Linked DNA regions of Homo sapiens: region 1 is linked to region 2. A link is an interaction called in ENCODE POLR2A ChIA-PET data of the cell type or tissue named here. Cell type or tissue: MCF 10A. All regions are shown on one strand. Each heading gives the region's core, and the rest is flanking DNA. Links, peaks and the distances in the headings are about the cores only. Region 1 has its middle 21 kb from the start of IFNGR1. Region 2 has its middle 10 kb from the start of LINC02539.

Evidence for each region. ChIA-PET counts read pairs that join two places held together with the same protein. Peaks named below come from ENCODE experiments on the same cell type or tissue, not always from the same donor. Only the 100,000 strongest peaks of a DNase experiment are listed, where the experiment ranks them.
Region 1: POLR2A ChIA-PET joins it to region 2 with 5 read pairs; 1 of 35 experiments calls an interaction of 5 or more read pairs at or near these places.

The regions. Positions count from the first base shown.
Region 1 is chr6:137,239,160-137,242,076 of GRCh38, forward strand. No RefSeq gene overlaps it. Among named protein-coding and RNA genes, the nearest start is that of IFNGR1, 21 kb to the left of the region's middle. In MCF 10A, for the core only: no CTCF peak of the experiment used is centred there; DNase peaks (open chromatin) are centred at 1,262 and 2,582.
Region 2 is chr6:137,727,149-137,730,065 of GRCh38, forward strand. No RefSeq gene overlaps it. Among named protein-coding and RNA genes, the nearest start is that of LINC02539, 10 kb to the right of the region's middle. In MCF 10A, for the core only: no CTCF peak of the experiment used is centred there; a DNase peak (open chromatin) is centred at 1,783.

The DNA of each region.
Region 1 (2,917 bases), core at 249-2,748, 490 kb before region 2:
ATTTAGGCCTATTTGTAGACTCATGGAATTGTACAGGGTAGATCAGAGAGCATTTAAATGTACTTATTTCTAGGATTAAAAAATCTGACGACAAAATAAATTAAATGCCTACCTAAACTTATATACTACCTGTTATGAATTGAGAGCATGGTATTCAAAATAAAAATTCTCAGAAGTTAAGGATATATGGCTCATGCCTGTAATCACAGCACTTTAGGAGGCCAAGGCAGGCATATCACTTGAGCTCAGGAGTTCGAGACCAGCCTGGGCAACATGGTGAAACCCCATCTCTACAAAAAATAGCTGGGCATGGGCCTGTAGTTCCAGCTATTTTGGAGGCTGAGATGAGAGGATCACTTGAGCTCAGGAGGCAGAGGCTGCAGCAGTGAGCTGAGATCGTGCCACTGCACCCTAGCCTAGGCGACAGAGCGAGACCTCAAAAGAAAAAAAAAGAGAGAGGAAGAAATTAAGGATACATGATGCATACATGGAGGAGTAGTGTAGGATGTGTCAAACAGCACCAGTCATAAAGTCTTACAGGTAGGCAATGTTCTAATTCTAACATACTCATTTTGGGGAAGTGTTTTTAAAAGCAATAGGTAAAATAAATGAAAGAATATATATAGAAAAGAGCAAAGGCCTTCAAGCCTCTTCTTTTGGAAATATCCATAGCTATAGGGAAAGACAATTTGCTAAAAAAAAAAAAAAATAGAGCTTTAATTCTGGAGTCAGACAGCCATGGTTTTGAATTTTGGCTTATTCATTTATAAGCCATGAAACTGATTCTCTATGCCTTATTTTCCTCACTTGTAAAAGGTGGATGATAATAATAATAATTTTTCCACAGGATTTTGGGAAGAATGAATGAGCTAACCCATGTAATGCAGTATAGCAGCTTGCACATAAATAAATGGTATTTCATATTTTGATAACTTACAGGAAGAGATATTCCATACCATAAAATACATCAAGCTGCATTTAAAAAATTGTCCCTTTTTCCATAGTCCTAACTTTGAATGTAACATTTTTAGTTGTTGCTTTATAAAGACATGGATGTTTATGCTGTAATTGTTTGTGGTTTGGTTGAGGGGAAGTTACACCATGTGCTTTATTTTATGCTGACATTACAAGAAAGTTTCTCTGTTGTTCCAAGGAACGCTTTTTTTTTCTTTTTTGAGACAGAGTCACCTTCTGCTGCCCAGGCTGGAGTGCAGTGGTGCAATCATGGCTTGCTGCAGGCTCAAATTTCTGGGCTCAAGTAATCCTCCTGCTTCTGCCTCTTGAGTAACTATAGGCATGCATCACCATGCCTGGCTAGCAATCCTCCTGCCTCAGCCTCTTGAGTAACTGCTTCTACAGGCATGCATCACCATGCCTGGCTAATTAAAAAAAAAAAAATTTGGTAGAGAGTGGATCTCACTTTGTTGCCCAGGCTGGTCTTGAACCCCTAGCCTCAAATGATCCTCCCACCTCGGCCTCCCAGAATGTTGGGATTACAGGGATGAGCCACTGAGCCCAGCTGGAGTACAAAATTTTTTTTTTTAATTGAGGCAGAGTCTTACTCTACTACCCAGGCTGGAGTGCAATGGCGCGATCTCAGCTCAGTGCAACCTCCGCCTCCCAGGTCAAGCCATTCTCCTGCTTCAGCCTCCCGAGTAGCTGGGATTACAGGCACGTTCCCCCACACCCAGCTAATTTTTGTATTTTTAGTAGAGGTGGGGTTTCATCATGTTGACCAGGCTGGTCTCTTAGCTCCTGACCTCAGGTGATCCGCTCGCCTCGGCCTCCCAAAATGCTGGGACTACAGGCGTAAGCCACCGCATCCGGCCAGCACAACATTTTTGAATAACTTAAAGTATGGTTTCAAACAGAAATTTCTGGGTATTGAGAAAAACTGGCATGTTTCTGAATTGTTGTTCAGCTGTACTTTTTGTTTCGAATAGAAATGCTTCAGATTGGCAGCCTGTTCTTATTATAGAGACTAGCGTATGCAACATGACTTATTTCCTTCACTTTGTCTCTAAAGTGAACCCTTTAACCCTTATACTAGATGTTTCTTTATCAAAAACTGGATAATGGCTTTATTCTCTATTATTTTATACAAGGATATATTTAGGGATAACTTTTCAAAAACATCAGCCATAGTTATCAAGAAAGAGAGGCGACAAAGGCTCTTATTCAAGTTCCATTAACTTTGACATTCCAGAAGATATGAACTTTAGATTTTGGAAAGATGCCCCAAATAAATGTTCTATCTGCCACTGAAAAAGTCTTTACTATTGACTCATTATCCCTAGGACATGAGTTGCTTTTCTGGTTATGATTTTTCAAAACCAGAAAAGAATGTTCCTTAACCTAGTCTTTCTCTTAGTACTCCTGTACTGCCTATTAGAAATGGCTGATCAGGATGTGGGACACACATTGCGTTATATTCACTTTTAGTGTTCATTGCTAACTGGCAATGAAAGAGTTCTGTATCTAGCCAGAGACAGCAATGCGGGACTGTGCTTATTTGTACAGTGTCTATGGTACATTAGTCAAATATTTGAGGGTTTTTATAGAGAATTATGTTGGCTTCCTGGAAGTTCTTTTTGCTTGTAGATTATCCTGACTGGCTGTGACAATTGCTATTGCTCTGTGTTTGCTAGAATTTACCAGCTCGTTGGATCCCACAAGGGAGCAAAATAGAAAAAAAAAAAGATTAAAGCAAAATGGAATGTACCAGCTCTGTGCTGGGAATACCTGTGTGTTGAAATGAGGACATACCAGAATCAACTTTGCCTTTGTTCACAGTCCAGATGAGGAGTCACCACTGGCCTTATTAGAGATAAGATTCAGATAAGAGCTCTGCCTTTTTTTTTTTTTTTTTTTTTGTCATGTGCTTCTAAGGAAATCATAAAGCTTTAAGCATAGGGAT
Region 2 (2,917 bases), core at 313-2,812:
ATTTATTAATAGCCTACTAGGCGCCAAACAATGCTGCCCTTCCAAGGAAACAAAATGAGTAGAAATAATCTCATACCTCAAGGATGCACGGAATGGGGAAAAAGAGAAGAAGTGATATTTATTGAGTGGCTTTCATATGGCGGTTATTTTATCTCATTTAATCCTAACAATCCCATGAGATAGATAGCATCATCCCTTTATACAGATGGGGAAATTTAGTCTTTGCGAAATGGAGTGACTTGCCTGAGATCACACAACTGGTAAATACTGATAACTTAAACCAGATCTCTCTCTAAATCCAGAGCTCATGAACCTTCCACTGATCACACTGCAGAGAAGATAAAACAAATATATAAACCACTATAGCTAGCATGGACATATAACACCAAGAAGGGGTCAAGTAAAGTTTGAGGAATCTGGAGATGCTATTGGAAATGGTCTTTAGAAAGAACAGATGGTATTTTTCAGGCAGAGATGAGAAAGAGCATTTCAAAGGAGAGGAAAGAGCTGGAGCGAGACTTGGAGGGAGAAGTAGAAGGGGTTTGGAGGATAAGAGTTGGAAAAGCTTTATTGGCATTTTAAAAGCAGGATGATCCTCCTAGAAGGGGTAACTAATATAGATTAGAGTAGAGCAGATTGGAAGATAAGGAGACTGGGTGGGAGATCCTTGCAAGTGTCTTAGAGAGCACCTGCAGGAATGGAAGGAAAGACAGATTTGAGAGAGATCACAGAAGAGGATTGTAGGTGATCCTGAACTGAATGATGGACCAATGAGTTCAGACTGATGCAGAAGAATGAAACCAAATGCATTGGCGGAGTAGGTGACCAGATAAAAGTCATGCAGTAGAGGTCTCAGTTAAGATGAAATGCAAAGCAGAAAGAGGGAAGGAGGGAGCCAGAAAAGGAAGGGATTTCCGAATGTGCCGTCCTGAAAGTGGAGTCGATCTGAGTTGTGACCAAGCATAAGGTGTGGCCTCCTGGGGAGTGGCTGAGACAGAGCTCATCCAAATGGAAGACACCAGAAGATTACGAATCTGGAAGTCACCAGGAAATCTGGCGGTGAATTATATGGAAAGGATGTCAGGGCCGCAGAGACTGAAACCATGAAAGAATGTGAGAAAAAAGTCTTCAGAATTAGAAGTAACTGGGCAGAGAAGGGCAGAAAGTCAAAAGTTTACATCAAATCAGAAAAAATAAGTTGTCTACAAAATGGATGATGCATTATCCTGCAATCATAGTGAGGATTTCCATTGGAAAAATTAATAATAATAGTTAGAGTCTCACTTCTCCCTTCTTAGGGGAAAATGACATATTAGGCATATTCATATAGGGTATTGCATTTTTCATATTTGCTAGCAAGGAATGTCAAGAGAGGCAACTGGTGCTATCAGATAACATTGAAATGCCTCACCCTCACATTTCCTCACCTGTCCTGTGACCCACCTAGCCTGCATAAACCCAGTGAAGAGAGAAGGATCAAAGTTGAGCAAATTCTCTTCCATTTTTGTTGAGTCAATCACTTAACTATCACAGGAACAGGCAGGCATGTTTAAGGACACCCTGCCCATCTGTATCTCTTGTGCTGTCAAGATGAACGGGCAAAGTGTTAGTTCATGTAATGTGCAAGAAGACATGCAGCCCGGGTGAATAACTTCTGATCAGCATGTAGTATAAGAGAAAAGTCTGTCCAGCATGGCACTGAGCTGCATTCCAGCCCCATGACATGGCATCAGATTTGGCAACTGGGTCAGCAATTGTGCTCCAGTTGTTGCTTCTATTATCTACAGGGTTTTGCAAGCCTGGAACTTCCACCCACCGAAAGCAGACTGCTGGAGCTTATCTGGCGTTTGTTAGTGCAGAGCTCATTGTGTTGTCATGCATTGTCTAGTTTAGGCTTGATTCCACTGTCACATAATCCAAGGGAAAATGAAGAGCTCTGTGGACTGATCTCCATTTAATTTCAATTTTTCTATTGTTAGTGCTCTGCCTGCTAGGGAATTCCAGAAAGTGTTGCTTCATAATTACAAGGTAGGTCATAGCAAAGAAATGAATGGTGTAGCTGTCAGTCATAAGGGAAGTCTGGGGAAAACAGCCCTGGTTGCTGGCAACTGACTAGATGCGTTTGCTTTGTGCTGACATTAAAATCTCATTTGGAAGCAACGTGGGAGGTCAGTGAGTCTAACTGCTCCTGCTCTCTCAGAGCAGCAGCACTGGAATATGGTCTTTTTTTTTTTTTCTTGCTCTGTCACCCAGGCTAGAGTGCAGTGGCAAAATCTCAGCTTACTGCAACCTTCACCTCCCAGGTTCCAGTAATTATCATGCCTCAGCCTCCTGAGTAGCTGGGACCACAGGTGTGTGCCACCATACCCAGCTAATTTTTGCATTTTTAGTAAAGATGGGGGTTTTGCCATTTTGGCCAGGCTAGTCTCGAACTCCTGGCCTGAAGTCATCCACCCAGCTCAGCCTCCCAAAGTGCTGGGATTACAGGCGTGAGCCACCATGCCTGGCCCTGGAATATGGTCTTTTGGGCTGAGAGACCTGGCTACCTCATAATACATACAGTTGTATTACCAAGATGGCCTTGCATTTTCTCCCCATTGGGTTTAGTTTTCATAACTATATTAAGAGCTAATATTTAGTGAGTGCCCACTATGTGCCGTGCACTGTGCTAGTTCTTTAAATACATTATCTCAAATAGTCCTCACAATAAACCAGTAAGGTAGGCACTTTTATTTCCATTTTTCCAGATGGGATAGAGTCAAGCCCCATGGAGTCAGGATTTGAACACACATCTGCAGGTCTGGAGGATGATAGAACCTATCTTGTCTTTACTCACATTCCATGCTGGTCCCCAGGGCCCCAGTGCTGTACATTCCACAATGCAATCAAGATTCATTTGGAATTCTCTGAAGTGCTC